2 separate regions of the Homo sapiens genome follow, and region 2 is linked to region 1. A link is an interaction called in ENCODE POLR2A ChIA-PET data of the cell type or tissue named here. Cell type or tissue: OCI-LY7. All regions are shown on one strand. Links, peaks and the distances in the headings refer to the core of each region. The heading gives the core; the rest is flanking DNA.

Region 1 (15,765 bases), core at 6,377-8,876:
AGACAACTTAGCACTTCCCCAGTGCTCCATGGGCGTGCCTGAGAAGGAGGCCTGTCTTCCCAGTTAGGAGCACATACATTTCTCACAGGAAAGTTGAGGGATGATTAGCTCATGTGTTAAGGGCGGCATAGTGCTGAGGTTTTTTCCCCTGATCTTTCTAGAACTAGATTTGGTTCAGTTGAAAGTAATGTCACAGAAAAAATTCTTGTGCAAAAATACTGTTGTATTCTCAAGTCCAGTTCAGTTAGCAGCAGACTTCCTCATTTCCACAATTGTTACCTGAAGTTCATTTCACATGAAATCCAAGAATCATGTTATTTTAATTCTACTTGAAAAAAGGCAAAAAAAAGTATCACATTTTAAGAGAAGCGAGCCTCAGTGGATATATTTTTGCTGCTTGTTCGTTTTTCATGTGGCCTCAGTGCCTTTTCTTAGAAGCCGACGGAGGAACTAGTTGAGAATTCCCTGTCTCTATACCACTGACCATGACTTTGCGTCAGATCTTTGTCCCTAGAGCTGCATTAAAGAATAATGTGATTTATCCTTTCTGCCTGGAACATCCATCCCACTCTTCATGCAGCCCAGCAAACTCCTCCTTACCCTTCAAGACCCCGCTAAAGGATCTTTCCCTTCACGAAGTCCTTGCTGACCCCTGCAGCCCCGGAGTTCAGCTCTCCCTCAGGGCTGCCCCAGCTGCCTGAGCCCCTGGCGGGCTGAGAGCCTCTTTCTTCTTTTTGTCCCCAGTGCCAAGAACAGTGCCTGGCAAGTAGCGCTATTCAGTAAACATGGGCCAAATTAAAGAACTCACAGTTCTCTTAGAAAAATGGGAATTCAAAAGGAGAGAGTTCTGAAATTGGTGACTTATAACCTTTCTCCTGTGGGCTTGGAGCCATCTTTCTGCCTTTGCATTTCACCCTCCATGGGATCATTCTTTTCCCCTCCCTCCTGAAAGCGACTCCACTGTGACAGATACCTTTCACAAGTGTGCTTGCCGAATATTTAGTCCAATCTGAAAGAAGTAATGGAGAGTACTTGAGGTCGTGCTCGAGAACCTTCCTCTCCACATTGCCACAGTCAGAGGCTCTGTGGCCTGCACAGCCCTCCTTGTCCCCTGGCACTCAGCATGGAGAGCTTAGCCGTGCCCAGGCTGGCACTGCCTCTGGCAGAGTTTACTCCTGAGCTGCGGGGTCCCTGAGGGTGCCCACTGCCACCCGCCTGGACCTCCCAGTTCTAGCCTCGTGCTGGAGAGGTCTGCTCTCCCCCCAGCAACCTCACAAGCCCAGCACTGTTAAAAAGGAGTCTGGTTATTGATTAATCCGGGTTTCATTGTGCAACTCTATATCTCTTGAAAAAGCACTTATTTAAACACCCAAATGTATTAATATGTCATGGTGTGAATTGTGATAGTGAAGCAAGGTAAGCAGGTGCTGGTTTCCTTCAAATATACATTGTGAAGTGTTGATTTATCCCCCTTAGATCCTGGAGATTTCACTCAGGAGCCTGGGGTTTTTTGTTTGTTTGTTTTTTAAGTTTTTCAGAATAGTAAGTGGTTTTAGCTGTCTCGTTCTTTACTTTTAAAAGTATGAGTTTTATGCCAAGGGTTTAAAAATCTTAAGTTTTATCATGAAAACAAGCTGTCATTAGTTAGTATAATCACAAATGCAATGAAATTTTAAACTCTGTAAGAAAAAGCATATTATTTTAGTACATAAATTGACACTTAATTCTATATCTAAATGGAGAATTTATAGAAACCATGCCACCTATAGTACCAGTGTTTTATCTGTTGGTCTCAACTTTATACATTCTGTGTTATTTCCCTCAAATTCCAATATTTAATTCCCAAACCCTGTATTTTTCCCTCCCTCTTCTGACATCCAGACGCAGCATAAAGATGCCCATTGATTGACCACGTGTGCCACCTTTTGGTCTGGAAAACACGGTCCCTCGTACCTACAGGGCACAGCAAGCGCTCACGTGCTATATTCTCTTTTAGGTGCAAAATGACTCCAAGGGAGTGAGCATCCGCATGTGGCACTTCTCATAGCCAACCACCCATGTTTACAGGCAGAGTTGTCACGAAGCGTTGGAACCCAGAATGAGAAATTTGTGACAAGAGAGGGTGGAGGCGAGTGAAACTTTGATTAAAGGAAAGTGCCTTGGCTTTAAAAAGGCCTGTCTCTATCCGGCAGCACAGAGCAGCGATCAAGTGGAAGAAAGGGAGCAGGCAGGCGCCTCAGCTAATCTTTCTCCTGGGGGCCCAGGTGGACAAATTGGCAACCCTGTTCACAGCTTTTTTTCTTCTCCCCTTTGTGTCATAAGAACTGCTAATCGGATCCATGCTGCTGCAACTGTGGTTAGTTATTAGCAGAATAAAAGCAGATTTCTTCAAAAGAACGGGTGGGGGAAACGACTATACAAAATTGCAAGGTTGTTAGAATCTAAAATGCACAGCAGTCGATTTTTCCCCTTATTCTGAATTAGACGATGAATACAAGTCTTTCATCTGTCACTATACCCATTTCTTCAGAGGCAGCCAAATATTAAGCTTCTCAAACAAAAAAGGAATCTTAGAAAGAGGAAAAATATTGAGGAGGAATAAGAATGGGTGAGAGAAGGGAAAAATTAGGTTTTGTTTTTATTAATTTGCCCTGGTGAGAGAAATATAAACCATCCCTCTATTTGGTGTTCTCCCCGCCGCCTCTTACCTTACATCAAAGCGAGGATTCGAGAGAATGGAGCTGGTGGCTGTTCAGCATTTTATGTCTGGTGTTCTGCCTGAGGAAAGTTCAGAACCTACCTCTTTTCTTACAGATAGCAGAGTGCTATGAATCCGGACTTCCTGGGGGAAGGCCGGGCTAGCGATGCCATACCCAAATGTGGAGAATAGACCTTTCCCTCCACAAGTGGGTTTTCACGTGGCCCAGTAGACCTTGGAATTGTATGCCTGAGCTTTAAAGCTATTGCAAAGGGTGTGTTTTGATGAGAATGCCAGATTTTCAGCATGGTAGTTGATGTACTTCAGGACATCATGGACTTTCACAGGGGATGCCTCGCAGATCCTCAAGATTCCCAAAGTTAGAAGTGGTTCCTGCTTTCAACCAAATCACATTTTTGGTCATACTGCCTATTTACTATTCATGTCTTCACATCTGAAGTTAACTAAAGTTGAGAAGCTTTCCTTAAAGTTCCATCTTTTATTTAATGGCTGTTTTATCCACAAAGACACAGTTTTTATTCACCTCCCCAGAGTCGGTCCTGAGTGGAGTGGCAAGTGCAGTGGGACCCAGGCTGAGCTGTGCCAGCCGCCACCCTGAGAGTTGTGCCTCAGTCAAACCCAAAGCACATTATATTCCCACACCTTTCAGGCCACTTAGCAGTCATCCAGACTAAAAATGTCTCATTTTAATGCGGAGAATCCTCTGTATGTAAATGTTTTATGACTCCAGTTTATTTTTTTTATTTTTTTTGAGACGGAGTCTCGCTCTGTCACCCAGGCTGGGGCGCAGTGGCATGATCTCAGATCGCTGCAGCTTCCGCCTCTCAGGTTTAAGCAATTCTCCTGACTCAGCCTCCCAAGTAGCAGGGATTACAGGTGCCCACCACCACGCATTTTTGTAGAGACAGGGTTTTATCATGTTGGCCAGGCTAGTCTCGAACTCCTGACCTCAAGCAATCTGCCTGCCTTGGCTTCCTGAAGTGCTGGGATTACAAGCGTGAGCCATTGCGCTGGGCCAACTCCAGTTTATCTTTAATCAAAGCTGTGCTGACTTAAATAGTTAAGTCTAGAAGTCCGTGCATCACCATGTATCCTCTGACTTAACTTGTCCTTTGCCTTGCCAGAGACTTTTCAGTTTCTTTGCCCCAAGTTCTCTGTGGGAAGGTATCTCCCCAAAAGGGATCTCATGGGTATTAGTGATCAGACTATTAAACCAACTTGCAAGGGTCTGTCTTACCCTCGCACCTGTCACAGAGTTATGAGGAGGACCCATGCGAAAAACATTGTGTAGTTTTAGTATGTTTAATTAATAAAAGAAAAGTTCTGGTTTGAATCTATGATAGCAGGCTGGGTGAGTAACGTTTTATAAGTTGGTCTTTAAGGGCTTTTATGAGGACATAATTCACATAGACCACATCATACTCACTTCTGTTTTCTACCTGTTGGCTGATCGTCCTTTATAGCTAATCTATCTTCAAGCCTAGGAGTGAGGTTTAGAAAAAGACTTGGAACACTCAGACCACAGTAGGGAGGAGAGTTGAAAAGCTTAATCCGGCAGGTTTTTGACAGTGTATTAGTTTGTTTAGAATAAAGGTATATGGCCCTGTGAACGGTGCGTGGGAGCTGTCTTGTTCTCTCAAGTTCGGGAATTGGAAGTATCCTTATTCCCTTCATGGCTCGGGAGTATCCAAGTCAGATAGCCTCTGAAGTGCCCATTTATCTGTATTTTTAGGACCTAATGACACATGAATAGTCTGTAATATTTTGGATAAGGATTTAGGAAAGTCTAGCCCCGTTTTGAATGAACTTTCGAGCTGTATGACATGAAAAGGTTTATCTCTCAAAGCAGGGGCTTAACTCCTTCAAGGTGAGGACACCAAATTGCTGTGGTTCTGTGTTCTCAGTTGAAAGGTAGGGAAGAACATTACTTTCTGGTTTATACTGCTCTAATCTGAGATAGGATTTATTCACAATAAAGAATTGTGTTGACAGCCTGTTCACCAACATCTTCCCCACCCCTCTGCCCTGATACAGGACCTTTTGGTAAAGGGTGAGGTGATCTTATTAGAGACAGAGGCACACACACCCCATGCTGAACAATAGGAAGTGTTATAAGTTCACACCCACGCACTTCAGATAAACTGTTAACCGGAACCACTAAGCGGAAGCCTGAGCAGATTCTGTATTTCAGTAGTTTGCTTGGAGCATATCGAAGTTGGTGTCAGCCAGCCTGCTTCTTCATTCTGAGAATAAGTGGGATTTTTTTCCGTTCTTGAAGCAAGTGAAATAGAAAACACTGAACAGAAGGATGCTATGTCTAAATAACTTGTGGGTTTTCTAACTCATCTAAATAAATGCCTGAGACTAGGACATTTGTTGAATGTATGGATTATCAAAAATGTATTTTTCATTTACACCATTAGGTATTATGCAGGTTTTTAAAGAAATGACCCATGAAATCCTTGTGCTGTGTTGCAGAGCTGTACCATCTTACCATACTCTAGCTTCTTACTAACTGAGATAAGATGTACAGTGATTTCCACAGATGCGGAGTCTACCATGCAACCAACCAATGCTGTCTCTTAACAAAATTATATTGTCATTTATCATGGTGGAAGGAAAGATCCTGACCAGTTCTTCATGTTGCAGAAATTAAAGGAGCAACTAAATACAACCCATAGTAAGAAGTTATAGTGTAATTACTAGTGGGTTTGGCAGAATATAAGAAATGCATCCTCCAGAAGATCGGTAAAGTCAGATGGTGGCAGGTGAGACCCGTATTCTACTTTAAAGATTTGAAAGAGAGCCGATTTCCATGAGGCTGTACTAGAATAAAGCAACCCAGTGTTTTAATTTTGGATGCAGCAGCAGAATTGCACAGTCAGTGGGAAGCACAAGATGAACACGATCATAGTAGTAATGTATCAGTATTTGGTTGCTACAATGTGTTCTTTTAATTTCTCACTAAAGTTAATGACACCACCAAGAATTCTTGATGAGTAGAAGAATTAATTCAATTGCTAATTGCTGAAAACCATGAACTATGTATTGATTTTGTAGCACCATCCCATGGGAGTAACTTGATCATGATAGAGTTATTTGCAAAGTGACTGGAAGCATTCCTCATTTCTTCTCAGAATTCAACAAGAACCACAACCAGTTTAATTCACACGGACCTAAGAATAGGTCTGTCTTACCCTTGCCACTGTCACAGAGTTTATGAAGAGGGCCCAAGTACTTGCCACTAAACACCTCATGATCTCCATGTATTGAGGATGATTGGCCAAGAAAATTATCCAAATTTCCATGGTTTCACATGTCTTTTCACATTAATTATAAAAAGCCAATCTTCTTGAATTACTAATCGAAGAATATAATTTAGGACATTGCCCTCTATATAGTGAGTACTCTTTTTTTTTTTTAACCTCATTTGGTACATTCAAGCTATCTCTAATTTACCTGCGAACTTGTAAGACAAATAAATGTATATTCTAGACAGTGCTCTCTCTTTAGCTCCTTCTTTCTTCACTTTTGCCCAGAGTCAGCTAACGTAGGAAAATTGGAAGGATAGAATGGATCTGAGGCATTAAAACCGAAATCAAGTAGTGTCTGTCATTCAGACTCCAGATTTGCTATCTTGACTAATCATGTCAATATTCCATCTCAGATAACTAAATCCATCTTAGGTTAGTTGGCTTTTTAGCTGTAATGATGTGAAAGGAAGGAATAATTTTTCTATGGCCACTACAACTTTTGAAACATGGAATTTCTGAATATTTCTATATCTATTAGTATTACTAATACTGGAGATAATGCAGTATTATTTGAAAAGGGGTGAATGGTTTGTTTGCCAGAATTGGTTGTGGTTCAGAGTTAGTGTTCTTGTTCTTTTTCTATAGTTGTATACTGTAGTAATGTAGAAAGGAATTATCCCCAAGGAATTTTAACCTCAATAAAGGATTAATGTGGGAATCCTATTCACCTCATGTTTATTCTCTACCATCCCAACACAAAAGTAGTAGAGTATAATTTACGCAATTGCATCTGATCAGTAGTTGATCTGATTTGTTGGTTTGTTTCTGATCCGAAAGAGTTGGAAAAATAAAACTACAAGTAATCATTTATCTAAACATTTACCTGCTAAATGTACTTACCATTTAAGTCTTAGACTTTTGCCTGCATTAAGTGCTAAGGAACCCAGCGCATTCTTACATATAGATAGGAGAGAGCATAAAGCAACTTCTGTTACTGACATTTATTTATGAAGCCTTCCCCTTTAAATATGGAAGAATGTGAGATTTCTATGTCAGTGCTGTTGTTATTAAATACTCATCTGTATTGGCTTTTTCAGCAAGTATTCCTCCTGAGTGGTTCTTTTTTTTTTTTTTTTTTTTTTTTTTGAGACGGAGTCTTGCTCTGTCACCCAGGCTGGAGTACAGTGGCGCAATCTCTGCCTCCCGGGTTCAAGTGATTCTCCTGCCTCAGCCTCCTGAGTGGCTGAGATTACAGGTGTACGCCACCACGCCTGGCTAATTTTTATGTACTTTTAGTAGAGACGGGGTTTCACCATATTGACCAGGCTGGCCTCAAACTCCTGACCTCGTGATCCACCCACCTCAGCCTCCCAAAGTGCTGGGATTACAGGTGTGAGCCACTGCACCCGGCCTTCCTGAATGTTTCTTTACTCACTCATATTATCATTTAGAACAGGGATCACAAACTACAGCCTAAGGACCAAATTCAGACAACCACCTGTTTTGGCAAATAAAGTTTTATTTATGCTATTTTGTTTTCATATTGTCTGTGGCTACTTTTGAACTACAACAGCTGAGGTGAGTAGTTGGAACAGAAAACATATGGCCTGTGAAACCTAAAATGTTTACTATCTGGCAGTTTACAGAGAAAGTTTGTCTAATCCTCATCTAGAATAATAAGATAAAACTACATGATTACAGATGAGTTACAAAGATCTAATTATCTATTAATCTGAGCTTGGTTCCTGGAATCATTAGCCATACTTTTTTTTTTCAACAAATACTTATTGAATGGTTACTATATGCCTGGTTCAAGAGATATAATATAGCGGGGAACCAAACAGTCTGAATTTTCTGTCTGTATGGAATGTACATTGTAGTCAGTTGAGACAATGAACGGAATTAAATTAAGAACTATGGAAAGTGTTAATACTGTGTCCAGTTGTAAAAAATCGTAGAACGTGGCACTTGTTAGTACTGACTGCCCCACCATCTTGTTCTATGAAGTATGCTGAGCTATAATATATTCATGTCTCAGTCCATCCACTGTACATTATACATTACTGGATGTGTGCTAATTTACCAAAATACACATATTAGCCTCTTTTTCCCAATTGTGTTATATACTAAAATCCCAGAGTTATGTTACTTGAATATTTAATTTGGTACTTATCTTGATTTAGTTCTTAAAAGCTATTTTTAATTGGATAAAATTCTCCCAAAACTTCTCCTAGTGTAAGATTCTAAAGAAAATATTAGCAAACAGAATCCAACAGTACATTAAGAAAATAATGTATCATAAGTGGCATTTATTCCAGAAATGCAAAGTTGGTTCAATATTAACAACTTTTTTTTTTTTTTTTTTTTTTGAGACAGAGGCTTGCTCTGTTGCCCAGGCTGGAGGGCAGTAATGTGATCTCGGCTCACTGCAACGTCCACTTCCCAGGTTCAAGTGATTCTCCCGCCTCAGCCTCCTGAGTAGCTGGGATTACAGGCACCTGCCACCATGCCCGGCTAATTTTTTGTATTTTTAGTAGAGACAGGGTTTCACCATGTTGGCCAGGCTGGTCTCGAACTCCTGACCTCGTGATCCACCCGCCTTGGCCTCCCAAAGTGCTGGGATTATAGGCGTAAGCCACCACGCCCGGCCTAACAACTCTGTTATTAATATATACCATAAACATACATCTGGTGGGGGGAAATCCTCTCTGTAACAAAACTCAACACCCAGTTATGATAAAAACACTCAAGGAAGTAGCAATGGAGAGATACAATCTCAACATGGTAAAATGTATATGCTTTAGTTTCACTTATGGACTAGGGAAGCTCTAGAGGCATTTCCACTAAGATCACAAATGAGGCAAGGATCATCACTATCTTCACTACTGTTCAGTAATGTACTACAGATATTAGCCAATGTAGTTAGGCAAGAGAACTCAATTAAAGGCATAAGGATGAGTGTAGGAGAAATAAAACTGTCTATTTACGGATGATATAATAGTAAGCCTGGAAAACCCCGGAGAATCAATGACAAATTAGCAGTGGAAGAATTCATTTAATGCGGTAGTGAGACATAAAATTAACATACAAAAAGCAGTAGTCTTTCTATACACAAACAATAAACAGTTAAAAGACATATAATGGTGAAGAGAATCCCATTTACAGTAGCAACAAGGAAGACTACGTGCTTAGGAATAAACTTAACATAAAATATACAAACCCTCTAGGTACCTGAAAGAAACTAAAGAAGACTTAAGCAAATGAAAGATGTCTCTTGTTCTTGGGTGGGATGAACTCAGCAGTCATGAGTTCTCCTTGACTGATTATTTCAGTCCAATTGCTGTGAAAATATTAGTGAGCTATTTTATATGGTTGGACAGGTTGATACTAAAGTTCATATAGAAAAACATGCAAGAAAACTTAGAAAACACTGAAAAAGAAAAGGTGAGGAGCACTATTCTTACTGGACACTAAAACATGGTATAAAAATACTGGAACTGAAAATAGTGTGTGCTAGCCAGTGGAACAGAAGAGGAAGTCCAGAGTTAGACCAAATACATGTGAACATGTATTAAATGACAAAGATGATATTTCAAGTCACTGGGCTAAGAATGGATTTTTAAATAAATTGTGTTGGAATACTTGGGGAGCCACGTGCAAAGAGATTAAGTTAGATCCATCCTCACATCAAATAAACTCAAGGGAGATGGAAAAAAAACATGTATGTACTCGAAGAAAACTAGGGTGAATTCCTCTTTAACCTTGGTGTAGAGAGAATAGCTTCCTAACTGTGACTCAGAATCCAGAGGCAATAAAAATAAAGACTGATAAATTTGACAACATTAAAAAAAATTTCCGCTACAAAAGACACCGTAAGCAAAACTAAAAGACAACTGACAAACTAGGAGAAGATATTCACAATATATACCACAGACAAAGGGCTAATATCTCTAATATATGAAGAACCCTTAAAAATTCCAGGGCAAAGGATTAAGAACGTAAGCAGAAAAATAGGAGAAAGACTTGAACAAACAATTCACAAGGAAAGATATTAAAATGGCCCTAAAATCTGAAAAAGTAGTCAAACTCATTCAGAATCAGTAAGACTGGTAATTTTTTATTTTTAATTTTTTTTGAGATGGAGTCTTGCTCTGTCGCCCAGGCTGGAGTGCAGTGGTGCAATCTCGGCTCACTGCAACCTCCGCCTCCCGGGTTCAAGCGATTCTCCTGCCTCAGCCTCCCCAGTAGCTGTGGTTACAGGCACGCATCACCATACCTGGCTAATTTTTGTATTTTTAATAGAGACGGGGTTTCACCATGTTGGTCAGGCTGGTCTTGAACTCCTGACTTCATGATCCGCCCGCCTCAGCCTCCCAAAGTGCTGGGATTACAGGGGTGAACCATCGTACCTGGCCAAGACTGGTAAAATTTTTTTAAACAGCAATACATTCTATTAGTGAGGTTATGGAGAGACAGGCCTTTCAAACATTGCTTGTAGCAATGTAAATTGGTACAAAGTTTCTAGAAGGAAATTTGGAATTGTGTAACCTTTAGACCCAACAATCCCACTTCAGGGAATTTTCCCTGAACATAGACCCCAGCAATACAAAAATACATCCACAAAAGACTGGAAACTGTCTAAATGCCCATACACAGGAGAGTGTTGAGTAAACTATGGAGCACTCACATAAAGGGGTGCTGGGGAGCCCAGGACAGTGTGTCCAGGACAGCGTGAAAAAAAGGAAAGCCCAAAGGGTGTGCCACAAACTTACCAGCTTAAAACAAGGCACATTCATTATCTCTGTTCCCCTGGCAGAGAGTTCAGGCACCTCTTAGCTGCTCAGGACTTACAAGGCTGCAGTCAAGATGTTGGGCAGCCTGCATCCTCATCTGGAGGCTCGACTAGGGAACAATCTACTTCCAGTTTCATTCGGATTGTGGCAGCTTCATCTCCTAGCAGTTGCTGGAGTGAGGTCCTGAGATTCTGGAGGCCTCTCGTTCTTGCCTTAGTCTCAGTTCACATCAGAGAAGCCTATTTCCTAGAAGGCCTGAACCCTGTTGAAATGTCAGGCCCATACAGGATCATCTCTCTCCATTTTGATTATTTCAGAGTCAGCTGATTAGGGAGTTTAATTATATCTGCAAAATCCTTTCACATTTGCCATCTGACATAGTTGCAGGAGTGACAGCCCATCACTTTCTTCACATTCTTTGGATAGAATTACAGGTTCTGCTCAGTGGAGAGGAGGGGATTACTCACCGGTGTTACTCATTGGAGGTTACTCGAGGGTGTGTCTGCCACAGTGAGTGAAGAGAAATAGTCTAATAAATAAAAAACCAAGTGAGGAAGAAGATGGCTCTTCTCACAATGGAATTCCAGTAACTAAATGTGGAAGAAAAAGGGGAAATATAGAATCACCGTTAGCCGATACCACTGTAATAAATGTAAACAAGATCTTCTAAAGGATCCAGAAATTCGTGAGTGCAGGTTTGAGGAGGCATAGGATTTGCATAGTCTCAAATATCTTCCAAAAAATACTTAACCAACTACAATGGGAAAATAGATTGTACTGAGAAGGGTATGACATTTTTGTGGTACACTTCCCCAAATTCATAACCTCATTTTAGGGATAAAAAATATAATCAGAGCAAATAAAATTTGGCAACATTCTACAAAATAACTGAACAGTACTGTTCAAAGGTGTCAAGGTCACAAAATAGAAGGAAAGACTAAAGTACCTACCAGCTGGAGGAGGCTAAGGGAAAGTCACTAAATGAAATGTGGGATGATCCCAGAAAAAAGACATGACGCGGAAAAATGGGTGTAATTCAAATGAGGTCTTTAGGTAAGCTTCTCTTCTCGGTAATTGTATTATGGTTATATAAGATGTTAACATTGGAGGAGGTGGGCTAAAGGATATAAGGGAACTCCTTGCACTATTTTTACAAGTTTTCTGTAAGTCTAAAATTAATTAAAAATAAAAATACGTTTTTAAGAAAATGATAGCATAGACTTAGGCTGATAATTTTATTTCAGTAAAAGTAGAAATGCAGGTGACAGTTCTGCACCTAAATTGTGCACGTGGCTGTGTGTGTTATCATTGGAGAATACAGAAGTGTGCAATGATGGAACTTACTCTAATTCATAGTATAGTGTTTTCCAGTTGTATTTTTTTCCATTATGCTTACATCATAATAGACATTGCTGAGGAAAGAACACGGGGGCTCTCTTTATTTATTTTTTTAAGCTATTTTAATGTTAAAGTGCCTTCATAAAGTGGGTTGGTTCACTGTGCCCAGCAGTATGCGCTTTAAAAATTATTACCACACTTTGTTTAAGAGGTTTTACTTGTGACCAACACATGTCATATAAAAATCTGTAATTTTGAAGGTGTTTATTGAATTCGGTTGGTTCGGAGGGCTCTGAATTTTCTTCTTTACATGGGCCAAGGACACAAATGAGTCTTCTGTTATCACTTTCTCAAATGCATTTTCTGAGTCATCATCTGCTGTGACGATGTTTAAACTATGCCTGTGGAAGATCAAGTTGTTTCTTAGTTACTGTAGTTACTGAATCATAGTAACTATGACTTAGTAGTTATGAAACTATGGTAGAAAGATAGGGAGTAAAGGAAAATGAATAAGATGGTTTGGGTGGATCTGTATCATGATAAAGCTCTTGTATCTTTAACAGAATGAATTTGGTATGTGAATATTCTCATTGCTTTAAAGAGACATCTGTCTTAGAATTGTGCCACACAACCAGAAGTGCTGCTTGGCTGTGGCGGTATTTTATGAATCATGGGATGCATTACTTACAGCCTTTTTTATTTCTACTTGAAATATTGTGCATAAGAGCAGTGCCTCGGGCGTGCACTGTCTAAGCCACGGTGCCCTGTGTTCACATAGAATTACTGTTTGTTTTTACTGTCATGAGTCTATGAATCCAGCCTGTCATGCAGAAGTGATCCTGATAATGTAAGCACTTACTGTCTTGCTGCAGCTGATTCCCCAGTGACATTTTAAAAAGTCAGTATTTGGCTGCAGAGTGCTTTAAATTTCTAAATGGACTATAGATTGGAGGCCTTAGGGTATTTCATAGGAAGCACATGACCCTGCAGTGAGCACACAGCAACTTTTGTAGATCTGTAGCCAAGTCGGTGACCAGTATTTACCCTTGAAATTGTTTTGGTTCAGAATGTTAGGTGTTTTTTACTTTACATTTAATTATTTGGTACTAGTACTAATTTACTACAAATGTCTGAAACCAAATGGATACTTAACGAAGTCTATGCTGTTTGTCCAGGTCTTTTATCCCGACTAGTTATGGTTCTAATGTAAAAAGCAGCTTCTAGTGGTGACACAGTGCATATTTCTCAGTGTCTATAAATTCAGGTCTTTGGTTTTCACTTAATCTGAAAATGAGAGTGGCAGTTACACACTCAGGAACACTCAGAAATACATAAACAAGTTTTGCATTCTTCTCTAAACAAAGCCTAAACCCCTGAAAACAATTGTTTTATAGTAATATTTTAACAGCTATTTATACGTGTTATCTAAACTGAAAATCATATTCCTGATCCTCTGACTGCCACAGATACCCCGTGATTAGACTTAGTAAGGAGTGACCGTCCTGAGAGATTCTGGGACCGTGTCCTGCCTGGCCACATGGGTAACAGACCCATCTTGTAGAACCACAAGAGGGTTGGTTGTTGTACATCGTCAAATACCAGGCTTTGTGCTGAATGTGCCCTGACCTTCACGGGGGGCGAATTGGTGATGATCTTTAGGACACTAATTTTTTTCTTTATTATTTGTAATTCTTTTGAGCAATATGCCTGACTATGAAGCAGTGGGTCTGACGGAGTCAGAGCGGTTAGCCTGATCCAGCCGGGGTCCCAGGACCACCGCCCCAGAGGACTATGCAATGTTCTTTATGTGTGTGTGTGAGTGTATTTGTGTTTCCAATTTATTGAAGCAAAGAGGGAGGGTAGAAGATAAAATAGCATGGTCCTCATGTCACGAGAGCTAGTTAGTGCCTTGAGGACTGTGCTAAATTCAGCTGCTTTTTAAATTCCGTTACATTTTTAGTCTTAGAAATGCATTTAAACCTCTCAGCCAAAAAGTGAGTTGAGATCATCAGCTACCTCTGATGATTTTTAAATTTCAAAATCTCATCTCCTGCCTTCACATGACTCATTATCTCTCTTTTATCAGTATAGTAAGAAGTATCTTCCTTTAAATAATATTCTCAGATTATGACTTATTAAGTATTTGCTATGTTCAGAGAGGGATTGAAGGAATACAGATAAGATTCCTGTCTTAAGGAGTTTACATTATATTTGGAAAAGACAAACTGAGCATACACTTAAAACTGGAAATTAAATAGATGCTATTGCTGTATTAGCAATAAAGATCAAAAGAGATGCAGAATAATAGTCCCTTCTTTAGTGATCATGTATACTGCATTTTATAGTAGTATGTTTTTTGTTTCTTAATGGAGGTCTTCTAAGTTTATGTTAAATCTCTGACTGACTAATGATGAAGATGTTTTAGAAGTCTATTGATATTACTGTACTGATTGGATATTACCATGAGTAATTGTTGGCCACTCTGCATGCCTGCCCACCTGGAGACTCACGTAAGAGTCAGGAGGATGAGTTTGGCCCAGCTCTCCTACGTTTTCTTAAATGCATTGCAGAAGTGTGTGTCAAGAAATTTCAGCTACAGATTGATTCATATATGAGTTTAGGAACTCATTCAGTAACAACTTTTCAGCAAGTGTTTAGCTAAATATGTTTATTCATGTTTCCTCTTTGTTTCCCAGGGAAAAGATGAACTATTACACTCTGAGCTATGTCTTTTTTTAATGGGGCTATACCTTTTGTGATCATAAAAATTAAATGTGGCTGTGTCTTGGTTTTGCATGACTGCATTATTAATGCAAAGGGTTCCCCCATCTCCACTTTCCCTCCTGTGTTTTACAGGTAGTCAGATGCCTCCGCAGCCACCCGGGAGCCAGTCAGAATCCAGTTCCCATCCCGCCTTGAGCCAGTCACCAATGCCACAGGAAAGAGGTTCGTCTCCAGTTCATGTCTTACATGCCTATAGTGCTTTCAGGCGATAAGGCGTACGTGAGTTTGCTTACCTATGCACCTCCTTATCATTAATTTTTTTAAAGGATATTATGTTTTCTTATCAGACGGAAGAAATAAAAGCCCTTCCAACAAATATGGAGAGGAGGGAGGATGCTTTCTTGTAGGTTGGGTGAAGTGTGGTCAAAGTACAGTTCAAGGCCCAAAGAATGTGTGTGTCCACATAGCACCATGAAGCATGGTTCACATATGACTGTAGTCTGGTATTTGGTCTAGCTGTGTAAAAATAACTGTGAATGACTCAACTAGGGTATCAGTCCCAATGTGTGTGTGTGGCGGTTGGCGGTGGGGGGTTGTGTGTGTTAATACTGGTTATTCCCTGATATTTAATAGTAAGATTTTAAACCCAGAGCAAGACCCTGTCTTAATAAATGGTAAGATCTTAGAACTGGAGCAGACCTAAAAGTTTCTATGGCCCAGTCACCTAAAGCAACTGGGGAGTGTAGCGGTTAGGTGTGACTTCCCTTATTCTCAGGAGCTAGTTAGTGCCAGTCCCAGAAAAAAAGAATATGGGCTTTTCCAGAAACCTTTGGAGAGAAGTGGCCCCACATCTGCCAGTGCTCTTGACCTTTAGCTCAGTCCTGCCTGTCATCCCTGCCGTGCATTTCTTAACTGCCTTGCAGAGACCTTAAGCCCA
Region 2 (15,765 bases), core at 4,665-7,164, 1.7 Mb before region 1:
TCAGTCTCTAAGCACAATGACCTGCTTTTCTCAGGAAGAGAGAGGGTTGCCTTTCCTTTCCTGACACTTATTTCTTCCTAGGGATGATCTCTGCACAGCCTCTCCAGGCAGAGCTAAGCCGGGGTTCCCTTTGTGACACCCTCTGAATCCCCATGAGCAAGGGGCTCACGTTCATCCATCCGTTCACTGATTCAACAAATATGTATTGAGTGCTTCCTACCTGTCCAGACTCTTCTGTGCTCTGGAACTATACAAGTGAACAAGACAGGGCCAAAAAAAATTGCTGTCCTCTTAAAATTTGCATCTTAGAGGGAGAAGGAAGATGATAGATAAGTAGAATATAGGTTATGTCAGATGGTGAGAAGTGCATGCAGAAACCCCAGGCGGGTTAGAAGTGTTGCAATATTAAGTTGAATGGTCAAACGGGGGCTCAATGAGCCCTCTCTTGTTTTTGGCCTCTTGTGTTCACTTTTATAATTCCAGGGAGTAGAACAGTCTGGAGACATAGGAGGCATTCAACACATATTTGTTGAATCAGTAATGGATGGACATGAACCATCAATTCGTGGAGATTCATGTCCCCTCTTCATGAGAAGGGGACATTGGAGCAAAGACCTGGAAAAGTTGAGGGAGTCAAATGCTTAGGTGGGAAGTGCAGATGCAGATGGTGGGAAGTGCGGAGGTCCTGAGTGAGACCTTTCCAGGAAGAGCCTGGAGGCCTGTGTGGCTGGAGCCCAGAGAGGGTGGGGAGAGCAAGGAGATGGGCGAGGGGAGGGCTGGGGGAGCCATGGCGTTGTAGGGCTTTGGGGCCGTTGTAGACTTTCCCTCCGAGAGACAGGAAAGCACAGGGAGTTGGCGAGCAGGGAGTTCCATGGCCCGCAGCAGGTGGCAGGATCTCTCTGGCTGCTGTATTGAGAATAGACCCAGGGTATGGAGGGTGGGGGAGGAGGAAAGGAGACCAGTTAGGGGTGGATTTTATATTCGAGGTTGGTGATGAATACCACTATCTGCTTTCTTTTCGCTTTGTATTGTGCCTAATCTAAATTACTCTTTGAAAACCTTAGCTTTCATTTTGCCTTGCTTTGCTCTGGGTGGAAATGAAAAATCTACTGGCTGAATTAATGCAGTGCTCACCTATGCATGACCCCCTCCTCCCTGGCCTTGGTAGCCTGTTTCATCTCAGAGTTGGCATTGGGCATAGAGCAAATATCATTGATTTATTTTCTCTCTTTCCCATTCTTTAAGGAACATGCTTAAAACACATTCATAGATGGATAATAAACCAGAACATTTGCTTTATAAAAAAATCCTCCAATTTCAAATCTAGTCCCAGTCGTCCTTTCTTGAAAACTATCCCCATCTTAGCTTCCTCCGTACATGAAACTTTATCTTTTCAAATAGAAATCCTTCCTTACTTTCTCGTGGCCTAGCTGCATGTCAGCGTCCTTAGGGTTTGTCAAGCCTTTTATACTTTTTGCTTCCTCGTAATGGCTTTGTGTGTTTTTCCCTCCGTAATTGACTTGTAAGTGACACTGGGCAGCTTTGGTGTAAGAGGCTATGGAGGAAAAATGGATAGGCTCAGTAGAAGTGTTTCAGGCAGAAAAAGAAAGAAAGGGACTTTGAACAGAAGCAAAAGGTATTTACTTTGACTTTCTTTCATCTTTCTAATGGTGGGGGACACTCACTGGGAAGGGACATAAGAGTTCCAAGTCTGCATTTCGCCCATGAGAAAGGACCTGGTCAATGAGAGACCAAGTATCCCAAACAATAGGCTACAACTCTGTGATCTGTGCTTTCCAATGCTCACCCCACCTTAGTCTCCAAAAATAAAACAACCCTGAAATCAGCTACCTGTAGAAAGCATGCCTTTTCAGAATTTCATAGCTGATCTCAGAGACCAAAAATACCTGAGTTTACTTTAAAAGATTTTATTAAATAGAAAGTCATTCTCAGTAAAATAACAAAAGTTCTGAACTTTCATAGTAATAAAATTATTTTTTTTTACAGGACTCATCCAACACTTTTTTTTCTTTTCTTTTCTTTCTTTTTTTTTTTTTTTTTTTTTTGAGAGGGAGTCTCTCTCTGTTGCCCAGGCTGGAGTGCAATGGTGGGATCTTGGCTCACTGCAACCTCCACCTCCCGGGTTCAAGTGATTCTCCTGCCTCAGCTTCCCAAGTAGCTGGGATTACAGGCATGTGCCACCATGCACGACGAAGTTTTTATTTTTTAGTAGAGATGGGATTTCACCATGTTGGCCATGCTGGTCTCGAACTCCTGACCTCAAGTGATCCACCCACCTCGGCCTCCCAAAGCGCTGGGATTACCAGCATGAGCCATCGTGCCCAGCCACATTCTTGTAGATATAGTGGATGCCTAGATGTTTTGGGAGACCACTCTGGGACTGTCATGGCGTTGAGGGTTTCTGTGTGCATGTGGCCCGTCATAGACCTTAGTTTCACATCATTCCCAAGCGCTAATGATCAGCCCAAACTCAGCCATGTCCATTTGCAAGGGGCTTGGGTCTGAGCGACAGTCACAAGTTTGGGCTCTCTGTGTGTCCCTTCTCATTTTCATGTTTTCCCAAGCCAAGGCTTCTCTTTAAGAATTCTTCAGCAGCACATAGGGACCAGGTCAAAGAGGTCTGGGGCCAGTAGGAAATGGAACTGTGCTAAATTTTGATAAACAGTTTCAGAAAATGAATTGAGAAGCACTACCAATCTGTGTTACTATGAGAGCTCAGACTCTCTAATCAAAGTTGGATGCTTTCAGGCGATTACATCTCCAAAACTTGTGCCGTATCTTGAATAGATATCCATGAACACAGGCAGAGGGCACTTTCACAAATGCAATCTGTATGTCTTTATATCCAAAATAAATTTCCAGAGAATGAAACAGAAAAAAAATTATTTACCTATGTATTTATTTATGGCCCAGAACCCCTCTAAACAAGGAAAGTGTACACAAGAATACAGGTTTAGGATATAGTGTAGCATGGTACAACAGCTCAGCGTTGTGAGCCTATGAAGCCCATCTGCTGTGGTAGACTGCTGCTGGCTTCACCATGCAGGTAGAAGTTGCAAATAACTTGTGCAACTGGGCAAAAGTTATTTAACTCCAACCTAGATTACTGCGTATGTAAAATGGCAATAAACACAGAACAATAGCTCCTGAGGTTATTGTGAGGATGAAAGGATATGTTTTACTGAAGCATTTAATGCAACGTCTGGCAGACACAGTAAGTGCTCAGAAGATGTTAGCTGCTATTGTTACTATCCTTGTTTGTCATTTGGAGGAGCTTAGAGAATGAAGAATGAAGACAGTATATTATAGAGCAAAGAGGGACATGCGCCTTGCTTGGCATGTGTTCCCACTGGTCACTCCTGGTCACTGAGAAGGGAAGCCAAACTTGACCTCTAGCACCAGTGTCAGAAGCAGAATCTCAGCATTCATCATGAAGATGTGCTCCATGAAGGGGAAGCCCCTCACCAGGCTCGGTGTGTGCTAAACTCACCTAGAGGCGTTTTACAGGGAGCCAGGGGCCCACCTTGACCATCGCCTCCTCAAGGAGAAGGGCAGTGGCTTGCAGTGCCACCTGCCTCCTGCTGGGCAGCACGCCTCTGTACCCCACACTGTGCAAAAGAAAGAACAGAACAGACAGAAGCTTGAAACCAGCAGGATGACAGAAGCTCTGCATAGAGGGGAATCAGGATCATTTTCCAAAAGGAGAATTTCTCTCTGTGAAAAGATAAAGACTGGTGTTTAGAAAATATATTACCTCCTCAATAAATGATCACTCTTATTGTCCTGGTTTTTATTTTGTTTTTGTTAAGGGAATCCTGGATTAATACAATAGCAAATAAGAAGAAATAAAAGAAGAAATATTTCTTCTTAATGATAAGCCTACCTAATGTGTAAAAGTTCTAGTTTAAAGTGATACAGTTATAAAATTGTTTTTCTGGTGAACCATTATAAGGCCAAGACCAGGCTTTGTCAATAATTTTTCATCCTTAAGACATTTTCTGAATGTGATTATCCTCAATGTTAACTATTTCATGACTATATTGCTACTTCGCCCTGTGGCTGAGGACTGATCTCTTTTGGGCCTCCGTTTGGTCTAATTACAGTTAATAATCCTTGTTGGACAACTGAAACATCTGAAACATTCTTTTTTTTTTTTTTTTTTTTTTTTGAGACGGAGTCTCGCGCTATCCTCCAGGCTGGAGTGCAGTGGTGCAATCTCAGTTCACTGCAACCTCCACCTCCCAGGTTCAAGCAATTCTTATGCCTCAGCCTCCCGAGTAGCTGGGATTACAGGCACCTGACACCACGCCCGGCTAATTTTTGTATTTTTAGTAGAGATGGGGTTTTGCCATGTTGGTCAGGCTGGTCTCCAACTCCTGGCCTCAGGTGTTCCGCCCACCTCGACCTCCCAAAATGCTGGGATTGCAGGTGTGAGCCACCACACCTGGCCTGAAACATTATTTAATAGCAGAATGATTCCATAAATTGTGGCCTATCCACACTATGGAATACTCTAAAGACACCAAACAAAATGAAATAGATCATCAGGTATTGACACTGACGGTGCCCGAAGTTATGCTTTAATGAAAAACAAAACAAATTACACTTCCTCTGCCTTCTACACACACACACCCCTATTTATGCATGAATGTGTATAGGTATATGCATATAAATGCATGGAAAAGGAATGGAATGAGACATATTCAACTGTTTAATGGTGAGTTTCTTAGGGAGCAAAGTTGGGGAGGTGTTTAGTTTGGGGAGGGAGGTGAAGGGAGATTTTAAAATGTTTGTGTATTTCATTGGACTCTTTTGCAAGAAGACTGTAGTCACGCAATCTGTGGTTAATAAACCAAGATATTAAACATATTAATACTGGTCACTTCCGCACAGAGCAATGGTGAGGGCTGATGGGGTACTGAGGCCTTTTGAGGCCCTCCGAGGAAAGACAAGAAGCATACATTTCTTTAGGAGAAGCATGAATGGCCCCTCCTAAAGAGGCCAACTGATGGCAGGAATCTTGGTGATTAGTAGAGATGATCAGTTCCAGGAGTAGTCAGAGCTCCAGTGTGAGGGAAAGTGAAAGTAAATAATTTCTCAAAGTAAACAGATTAAATTAAATGCATTTTTCATTCACTAGAAAAGAGAGCAGGCCCTCCTTTGTTTTATTAATATATTTTAGTAGAGTATGGATTTTTTGTCTTTTTTGGCCTCTTTCCCTTGTTCCCACTGGCCCGTGCTGTCTTTTTATTTGAATTATCTGTTTATTATATTAGGTTAAGAACCCAAAGGCCATTTTGCATGGGACACACTATAAATACCCATTATCATGGTTATATATTATGGAGCTGATGAAGGAAGACAATTTATGAAGAAATGAGATTATCTCAGTTCTTGTATAATCTGTTGTATCGTAGTCTGAAGACTACATATGCAGTTAAGAAAACGAACCGCATCTTGCAGTTGGCAGTTGTCTCAGTCCTGACTGCACAGCTGTGATATTAGGGAGAACTAAAATGTGTAAGCCAATCTATTTATGTCAGCAATCCTCCCCCTCCCTCCCCATTCATACACACCTATTTCATTCATCATTTTGACAGTTTGCACAAGCAAACCGTCCTAATTTTTTTTCAAGAGCTCTTTTCACAAATTGAGTGTGATGTAGAATTAATCATACCCGTTAGGCAGGAGGTGGAGGACTTTATTGCTAGAGGGCATTTTTCACCCCCAGCATTCAGCTTCCTCCATATTGCATCACAGAGAATTCTCAACCACCCTCAGCCTTCCCTCATCCCACAGGGGCACAGCGTTCTCAGCTGCCTTCAACTCAGTGAAGTTTGGCTCTTACTTCTGCGTTGAAAATATTTCTTTCATGTATTACAACTTTTTTCCATTTTCATCACAGCAAGCCATCATTATACTTCTTGTTATTTGGCCTTCTTGGGAAATCCCCTCCTGCCCATTCTTCCCCCTCCCCTTCCACTCCCCGCCCCCTCCCAGATCTTTCAAAACAAAAGTACTTAGAAACAAAGATATTTTAAGACATCAGCTTCAAATGGAAAGTACTACTTATGACGCTTCCCACTGAGGAAGTGGCAGGCGCCTTATTGGTTGTGCTCCTGCATTTTACTTAGAAGTTTTCTAGAATAATGCAACAGAGGAGAAGGGTAAAGAAGTTCTAGTTTGCAACGGTGACAATTGAGAAAACTTTGGTGCACATTTTTTCCTATAGACTTGCAACTTGAGTTTTGTGTGTAAAAATGTATGCCTTATGCCAACCAGTGTTTTTACACATGGAGGAAAAAAAAATCCCACCTAATCGCAGTTAACCATTTAAGCTTAAAATTCTGGCTCTCAACGCCTATGCGAGTTGTCCTTTCCTTCCTTATTACAAAAGAGGACAATCTGAAAACTATAGTCCAGACTTAAAATTGTGAAGACACCGTTAGATAAATATGTACTGCTTTGCTCTGTGGCACTTCAAAAATTATATAGACTCTGACAGTTTAGTGGAAGGAGTAGTCTTTATATCTCAAAAGCATGTAGGTAGCCCTGACAAATATTAGTTACATAAGCCTAATAGTAGCTATACTCAAACCAACACAAAGTTGCTTTAAAAGAGAGAAACTTCCTAAACCTGTTCTCATGCCTGCAGACGCTTAAGGAATTGGATCTGAACTGTAATTTTCAGCCCAAACTTTCAATAGCATGAAAACCTCACTTCTTCCATGAAAGAACTTTGAAGCAGAAATCAGAAACACATGCTCAGGTCCTGACTCAGTGGTGAACAAGCTGGGTGACTTTGGACAAATCATCTCCGCTCGAGGTGCAGATACTGACTTTCATGGTCCTATGCAAAGCTAGGAGATTAGGACCTTTAAGTTATTTTATGATTCCACACTTTAGCTTCCTTTCTCCCATATGACATTATTTCTGCCCTTATTTTCACCTGAGTCGTGTCCAAATAGTCCCTCACATTTTTATAAGCGATGAAAACATTGCTTTTATATTTTTTACTCTACTGTTTCTGTTTCTTGGAATAGAGATCAATGTCCCTATTTTATGGTTTTGTGGTGACTGCAGTGCTGAAAGCCTTGAGAAACGCCACAAGCAGAGCCCAGGAATGACAATGGAATGCTGAGAAAGGAGGCAAAATTAAGATTTTGTAGGCTCCTGTATGAATTTTAAAATTTTTGGGGGTTCTTATAAGATTTTTCCTCTATATTCCTAGTAAAATAATTGGAATTTAGTAAAAATCATTGAAGAATTTTTTTGGTTACATAAACAAAACCTTAATACCCTTAAATTTTAAAGAAAATTGTGTACAGAAGCCATTGTTTATTCTTTTTGGACATGTAGACATTTATTCACTCATTGATTTATTCAATATTTTTACTATATATATAGTTATCACATGTTGTATGTGTATATATATATATGTATGAAGATATCCAGAGAAGCTATGTTCAAGGAACTCACAGTCTGTTAGAGAAAATAAGATTATTTCACGAATCTTAATACAGGAAAGATATGTGACATAACAGTAGGGCAGCAAAGGAGTGGTGGAGGTTAAGAGAAGGGGGAGGTGATTGTGAGTCGGGTGTAATGACAATGAGACTTTGCATGTCTCTGAGCAGGACTTGAAATATTAGTTGGATTAGTGAGTGAATGAAAATGAGACACGCTATCCACCACCATCTTCCTGTGAAGCATGAAGTGACTTTTAGTGTCGTGGAAACCATGAAGCAGTGAGCCACCTCTCTGAGTGGGATTTACTTGGTAGGCAGCAAGAGGGAAGGAAGAACTTAGGGTGGCTGAAAAATCATCACGAACCAAAACAAAGCATTGCTGTGAGGTCCAAATATCCCAGTCACTGTTTTGCTTGCTTTGTTAAATATATTATGGCGTAGAGGAAAGAAGATGAGCTTTGGTGCCAGAAGGATCTAGATTCAAACTCTAGTTCTAGTATTATTTAGCTCTCTGTGTGTCAGGGTCCTCATCAGTATTGAGAATATTACCTATCTGAATGAGCTATTATGAGCATTTAGTAAAATGACTGTCATTTCTATTAGCTTTGTGATCAGGCCTTAGTTTTCTCATCTGTAAAATGGGAATAAAAATGATAAGTATGACGAAAAGATGGCATGAGATAGTGCATGTAAAATGCCCAGTTTCCTTCCTGTTAGGTAGTCAGTGCTTGATAAATCTAGGCCATTAGTAATAGCAGTACTGGTAACCTATTTATACCTTTGGTAGATACAATCAGCATTTAGATAATCATCTATATTTCTGTATACACATTTCTATGGTAATATTTCCATATTATTTGTCTTATTTAGCATTAAAACTCCCTGTTGGATATGGATTCTTATTTCTCCGTTATGTGGATCAGGAAACTCAGCTCAGAGAGGTGAACTGCAGGCAGTATTTCAGTCAGGGTGGAATCAGGCATGTTCTTTGATGACAGCAAAATTCAGGTGCCGATTCTATGAGCAGGAATCCCACCGTCTTCCTAAAATATTGCTCCAGGGTTGCAGGAGGAGCTGGGGGTCACGTCTACCATGTGTTGGTTTTGTCATGGAAAGAGCCAGATGAACCTAAGTTTGAATCCTGATTCTGCCTTTGATTACCCATGTCTTTTCAGGAAAATCAATTTAATCTCTCCAAGCTTCAGGTTCCTTACCTGGAAAACAGGCCTTGTGTTACTTACTTTATAAGGTTGTTGGGGAGATTAAAAAATTCAAATGAGAAAATGTATGTCAAGGACCTGTCACTTGGAAACTCATGAAATAGTTAACTGCTGTTTCTTAGTTGGCAGAGACCCGAGTTTAGAGATCTTCTAGCCCTCATTGCCTGGGATGCTTCACAGAATACGAATTCTTGATAGGTGTTAGGTGAGGAAAGGTTCTGTAGCTAAATAAGCTTGGGAAAGATAGATGAAACAAAACTGAATGAGGATCTTTTCTGCGGAACTTTTTTTAGAGACAGAGTCTCGCTCTGTTGCCCAGGCTGGAGTGCAGTGGTGCGATCACGGCTCACTGCTTTGAACTCCCTAATATTTAATTTTCTTGCAGAGATGATGTCTCTCTATGCGGCCCGGGCTGGTCTAGCGTCAAACTCCTGGCCTCAAGTGATCCTCCCACTTCAATCTCCCAAAGTGCTGGGGTTACAGGCATGAGCTACTGCGCCCCACCCCCGCAGAACTTATTTAATGGCTAGTGGATGATGTCTTCTAGAGTGGGATGTTGCAGGAGCGTTGCTTAAGTTCCTTTGACTACGGAATTCTCTCTAGTGGATCATGTCAGGTGACAGATGTCCCATGGTTTACACATTGAGACCTGGTGGTTAAGTCAAGCGTCTCCCTTTGATAGATGAGGACACTGTGGACAAAGGGTTAAGCAGAGAAGATATGCAGGACGGCCCAGCACCAAGCTCGTCTGCCATCCTCACTCCTCCTGCATTCATACGGCTTTGGGTTATCAGGGCTCTTTGCCTACCATTGCTCTAGTGCCTGCTGCTGGTCCTAAGAGGGTCCAAGTATCGGATGGAGTGTCTAGATACGACAAAGGACGGAAAGAAATTCTAGAGGCATCTAGTTGTAAAACATACAGGAAATGACAAAAGGGAGATTCAGAGCGGGATGGCCACCCCACAGCAAGCCGGCCAATAAATCCCAATTGTGGCTTCTTGTTAGGACTGAGTCCACGAGAGGAGGACATCGAATTGTACACTTGCAACCACAGTCTGAAGCTAAAGAGACTAAGGAGAGGTTGCCTCTTAATATTGCGAACTGCCACCCAGTCACATAGCCATTTGCAGCCTGTCCATATTTTACTGAGATGAGCAATTACATGTCCTGTAATGGCAATGAAGCAATAAAATTTATGTCTTGTCATCTTTAACAAGATTAGACATAACCCTACTCATAAATGTAATACTGAGTGGAGATTTTTAAGAACATAAGTATAGTTAAGGATCCTTGAGTTTATCCCTCATAGTTAATTAAAATCCTCCCCAAGAATCGGCAGATGATAGATATAAGGACATTGAACCTTTTAATCCATGGAAGGGTGAACTAATGATTTTTCCGTACCTTGCTCAGCTTCAGTGGGGTCTGTGCCTCACTGCATTTGTACCATATAGATTTCAGAAGAGCAGCGAAGGGAGTGACTCCGATCCCCGCGGCAACGCACACACACACTGGGTAGTGAAATACATCTGTCAGGGCAGTTCCAAAGGGCCCGTCCACTGCCAGCCTGGAATCATAGAGGAATGCAGCCTATTTGACCTTCAGAACACCTTGCTCGTGAACCCAGAACCATCCGGAGCTGGTGCTTTTTACAGGACGTGTTTGCCAGTGCATGCAGAGGTTGACTCTGTGCCTGAAAATGCCCTATTTGGAGAGCCTGGGGTTAGCATGAGGATTTCCAGCTCTGCCTTATTGGGAGACAACGAGGTTGTCCTGGCCCAGGCACTGTTCATGGAAGGACAAAGCCTGACATCTCTCGCTATAGCTCAGGCCTCGTCCATGTGGCATGCTCTCCTTACAGCGCTTAGAAGCTTGTTTTGGCTCCAAGTATCATTGAGGCTGCTGGAAGAGCTATTTCCCTTTCCACCCCAGCTGCCATCAGAGGGAAAAATCTGGAAGCATCAAGGAAGCTTAGCAGGCTTCTATTTCCTCTTCCTAATGTCATTCTCCCCTGTTTACATTTGGTCACACATCTTAGTAGGTTTATGTAATTTTAGTCTAATGGAAGCTATTCATTTGGAATAAATATAATTTTGAAGTCATTTGTCAGTTATGTGGAACTTCTAAAACCCATTATTTTAGATTATACTGACTCAAAATCTGTGGTAATTAGGCCTTGGGTAGCACTGGTATTTTTCTTTGCTTAGCAAATTTTTCTTAATAAGGATAAAGTATATTCATTGAATAAATAAGAGGGTCCTTAGCATGGTCCTATGCAGACTGGTCCCTGAGTTCTTTTCCATCACTCATCACTGGTTCTCACACTGGTGAGATATTAATATTCTTAAAATATTAAATACACAGTACTCCCTACTGCCACACGGCCTTTGCATGCGATACCATTTTCCCTTGGAATAATCTTCTCCAGTTTCTGTTCTTTTCTTTTTCTTTTTCTTTTTTTTTTTTTTTTGAGATGGAGTCTTGCTCTGTCACCAGGCTGGAGTGCAGTGATGCGATCTCCGCTCTCTGCAACCTTTGCCTCCTGGGTTCAAGCGACTCTTCTGACTCAGCCTCCCAAGTAGCTGGGACTGTAGGCACGTGCCACCACGCCCAGCTAATTTTTTTGTATTTTTCATAGAGACGAGGTTTGACCATTTTGGCCAGGATGGTCTTGATCTCTTGACCTCATGATCCGCTCACCTCGGCCTCCCAAAGTGCTGGGATTACAGGCGTGAGCCACTGCACCTGGCATCTTCTCCAGTTCCTTCCCTCTCTCCTTAGTTGGTTAATAGTTATTTCTCTGGTAGGTCTTATCCCAATCATTCCTTTCCTGTGGAAGCCTTCTTGAACCCCTCAGATTAGGTTAAATCCCCTCTTATATAATTTATAGCTCCATGTTTCCCTCCTCTATAGTCCTCATCACAGCTGTAATTTTACAATTTATTGGTGTGTATGCGTGATCTGATTGATTTCTGTGTAGAGCTGTGAGGTCTAGGAAAGTAGGAGTCAGGGCTGTCTTTGCTCACTGCTGTAATCCCAGCACTCCCTGACATGAAGTTGTTCAATAACAATTGGTTGAATAAATTGTAAAGGGAATGTTTAAAATATTTCAGTCAGCAGAATGTATTAAATAACCTCAACTATTCCAAAAGCACACATTTACATATGAACAAAGATATGCTAATTAAAAGGTTTCTGAGTTATTCATAACCATTCCCTAAGGGGTGTCTGTTGAAGACACCGGAGGTTGGCCCATTTGAGCTTTACTATGTGTTCATGAAAGTTCAATTGGGTTTATTTTAAATTATTCTATATGCCAGACTTCCTAATAATTCAAATGAACTCTCCTCAAGTTAATCTTAATTAATAAGGCTTTATTACATATTGATATATGGAAATGGAAGAATAAAAATAAAAGGTCATTAACCAGAAATGGTTAGTATCTTAGCCCACTGTAGATTATTCCATAAATAATTACATAAAGGAAATTGAGAGAAAGAGAGAAAGAAAACCTGTCCATAGATTCAAATGTCTTACTGTTCATTTTTAAAAAATAATCAGTCATATTGGGAATTTATTTGACACTGATTTAAAAAGATGTCAATTAAATCCCAAGAAGAATTTTGTAAATTAATCCACAGAAATATACAATAAACAAATTTCTACATCTTTAGAATTGAAACTCAAAGCTACAGGAGAAAATATTTGGTCTAAGTTCCCTGCTAATACAGTAATCCTCCTGCCACATTCCTGAGAGATGCTCATATACCTATGTTAAACTGCGGGGCACCTTGTTCCACTTAGGGGCAATTCTAAATATTAGACAATTTGTTCTCATGTCTTACTGAAATCTGTCTTCTGACAACTCTCATCTTTTGCCTTTCTGAGAAGCACATTCCAGATCTTTTTCCTTTTTGGCATCTCAGGCCTTTAAATAGTTGAACATAGCTATCATGACATCCCAGTTGTTCTTTTTTGGGCCCAAATTTCTCCATTTCTCCAGATTTTTAACAATCTGAATCAGCTTCATTTGCACAAATTCTTGTTTATCACGTTTATGCAGCTATCCCTGCCTTGATTTAGACACAGCGTTTCTAATAATGAGGCTCAGAAAATGATTTGTCTTGCCTGCATCCCTGTCCTGTGAGTCCTTGCTGGGTAGTTCAGCAGCACCCCACCCTACCCCATTAAGTTCCAGTCTCAGCTCTCTGAACTGACTGCATTTACTCCTCTAACAAACACTTCCATTGCTATTTCTGTGGTAGGTGACCATTCTTATGTTGTTAATAATAATAGTAGCTAACTCTTTGAGCACTTACCGTGTGCTAAGTATTATGTTAAGTGTTTTTATGGACTGTTATGTGTGATCCTAAACAAAGCCATGAGTACTATTATTGTCATCTTCATTGTACAGATGAGGAAACTGAGGCAGTGTGTTACATACATTCTCCAAGATCACACACAAAGTTGGGCTTTGAACCCAGCTCCTCTCACAGTGTGGGCCCCAGCTCTGGGCAAAGGATAGCTGGAAACTCCATCAACTGAGAAATTCCTCTGTTTTCCTTCAGAAGGTCTAGTCTTTTGAAAGAGCTCACATTCTCTCCCTTTTTCTTGGGTTTAGAGGAAGAGGTTTCCCTGTTCTTTTTTTGGGCTTGCTTCCCCTCCTGGGCATCTCACTCACAAATTCCAGGGGCTGGATTAAATTTGTCTGGGATCCAAAGCAGTAAAAAGATATAGTGCTCTCCCCAATATGATTTAATTCAAAATTAAAACAGTGGGGAACTGTAAAATCATCCAAGGAAGTCCAATAACATCCTGATTCTTTGTATGTTGAAGATTTAAACAAATTCTAGTTTTTTGGAAGGCTTTGCCACTAATACATATGCCTACACACATACAGAGGCAGAGGGCGAAACAAATTAGTGAATGGAGGGAAGCAGCTCTGTTTATGACAACTCATTTTTATCGAGCCCATAATGACTTACTGAGTGACTGACAGTCAGGGCCTGTTCTAGGCCCTGTGGATGGTAAAGTGAAGCAAACAGAGGCCCTTTTCTCATAGAGCTTCCATTCTAGTGTGGAGAGATAGACAGTAAACAATCAAGCAAATATAAATATTTAACATGCCAGGTGGTGGTATGTACTATAAAGAAAAATAAAGTCAGCATGTGGCATCATGGCGATTGAGTGACTGCTGGGGGTTGTTTCATGTGCAGTGGGAAGCAAAGGCCTCACTAGAAGGGGACATTTGAACAGAGACCTGAAGGAAGAGAGGGAGCTGCCCAGCAGAGATGTGGGGAACAGCATTCCAGGTGGAGGGAACAGCAATGGCAAAGGCACTGAGGACTACATTCTCAGTGTGTGTGAACAACAAGAAAGCTGGAAGAGCTAAGCCCATGAGGGAGCAGGAGGTGGAACAGATGAGCCCAGGGAGGCCCTGGGGATCCTGTTGGAACTTGCAGCTGGCGATGCACTCCATAGGCAGAAAGCATGTCAGCTACTGAGTAACCAGTACTGAGTTCTTCTTGGGGGACTGGTTGAAATGCTATCTGGTTTGTGAAGGGGAAGGGTGGTTGATAGAACAGATAAGTGTATACACACAGGGCAGAAGCCAGTTAGCAAAAAGGATGAAAACTTTTGCCTTGGCGATGCCAAGGGGAGAGCAGGGACCGAGAAAGCAGTTAGACACTGTGGCGTGTGTGTGTGTGTGTGTGTGTGTGTGTGTGTGTGTGTGTGTGTGCTGGGGGGGTTGGTGAGGGTGGGGGTGCTGTGCAGTGCATCTACTTTTATTTTTGATTTTAGGCATTTGCTCTGCACTCTGAACCTTAAAATTTTATTACATTGCTTCCTTTCCATTATAAAAAAGAAAATAGTCATGTGTTCTCATCTGATTTGGGGCTCTGGCTTGAGCAGATGATGCTTCTACTTGGCTTGGCATACCATTCTTCAGGACCAGTGTCTGAAAGGAGGCCTGTGACTCTTCCTACCCACTAAATACAACCAAGCCCAGGGTGCAGTTACAGCTCAGTAGCCTACGAAAACAGGGAAAGCAGGACAATAAGCTGACTACATTTTGTGTCTCAAATTTATTGTGGTACCTTGTTTGTCACCAATAAATATTTGTCAAACTAAATGAGATAAAGAATCCATATTGGCCCCAGGGCTTCATTAATTCTTTTGTCAAATCTTTCCTCTGTACGCACTGCATGTCAGACACTGTTGTAGGCACTGGAGATTCCGAGGAGGAAAGACAATGTCCTGCCCTCAGGAACTTCCATTTGAAGTGTCTCTACCGAGCTCCCTACCACAGTGCTCATGACAGTGGCTGCTTCTTGGTAGTTCCTGATACCCTCCAAGGATGGCAGAAGTAGGAATCTCTTGATGCTTCTTTTCAAATATGAAATTCTTCCAAAAATGTTTTTCTCATTTTTTTTGGTGTCCCTGTTCTTCCAGAGCCCCAAATGTGTGCTTTGCATGCTTTTGGGTAACCCTGTATGAACAGTGGGAATTGACCCGAAGCCATTGTTTACTGAACAGAGCTGAGGAGTGGTCATTTACTTTGGGACTTCTGTTATGTGCCCAGGCTTTTTCTTTTTCTTTCCTCCTCCTCCTCCTCCTTCTTCTTTTTTGAAACAAGGTCTCACTCTGTCACCCAGGCTGGAGTGCAGTGGCGCGATCTCGGCTCACTGCAACCTCTGCCTCCCAGGTTCAAGCAATTCTCCTGCCTCAGCCACCCAGATAGCTGGGATTACAGGCATGTGCCACCACACCCGGCTAATTTTTGTATTTTTAGTAGAGATGGGGTTTTGCCATGTTGGCCAGGCTGGCCTCAAACTCCTGACCTCAAGTGATCCGCCCGCCTTGGCTTCCCAAAGTGCTCGGATAACAGGCGTGAGCCCAGACTTTTCTGAATAGAGTGATGCTGTGGGTTGAGTGTGTCCCCCATTGATATGTTAAAGTCCTAACCTCAGTACTTAGGATGTGACCTTATTTAGAAATAGGGTTGCAGACATAATGAATAAAGCTAAGATGAGGTCATGCTGGAGTGGTATGGG

The links. ChIA-PET counts read pairs that join two places held together with the same protein. Peaks named below come from ENCODE experiments on the same cell type or tissue, not always from the same donor. Only the 100,000 strongest peaks of a DNase experiment are listed, where the experiment ranks them.
Region 2: POLR2A ChIA-PET joins it to region 1 with 5 read pairs; 2 of 35 experiments call an interaction of 5 or more read pairs at or near these places.

What each region holds. Positions count from the first base shown.
Region 1 is chr6:157,095,512-157,111,276 of GRCh38, forward strand. It overlaps ARID1B (AT-rich interaction domain 1B), which reads left to right. Exons shown (of 20, transcript NM_001374828.1): 6 at 14,961-15,050. Among named protein-coding and RNA genes, the nearest start is that of TMEM242, 220 kb to the right of the region's middle. In OCI-LY7, for the core only: no CTCF peak of the experiment used is centred there; no DNase peak of the experiment used is centred there.
Region 2 is chr6:155,412,580-155,428,344 of GRCh38, forward strand. It overlaps NOX3 (NADPH oxidase 3), which reads right to left. Exons shown (of 14, transcript NM_015718.3): 10 at 10,115-10,277. Among named protein-coding and RNA genes, the nearest start is that of NOX3, 35 kb to the right of the region's middle. RefSeq lists enhancers at 5,723-5,872, 5,973-6,032, 14,958-15,765. In OCI-LY7, for the core only: no CTCF peak of the experiment used is centred there; DNase peaks (open chromatin) are centred at 5,532 and 6,052; H3K4me3 peaks cover 1,717 bases; H3K27ac peaks cover 2,228 bases.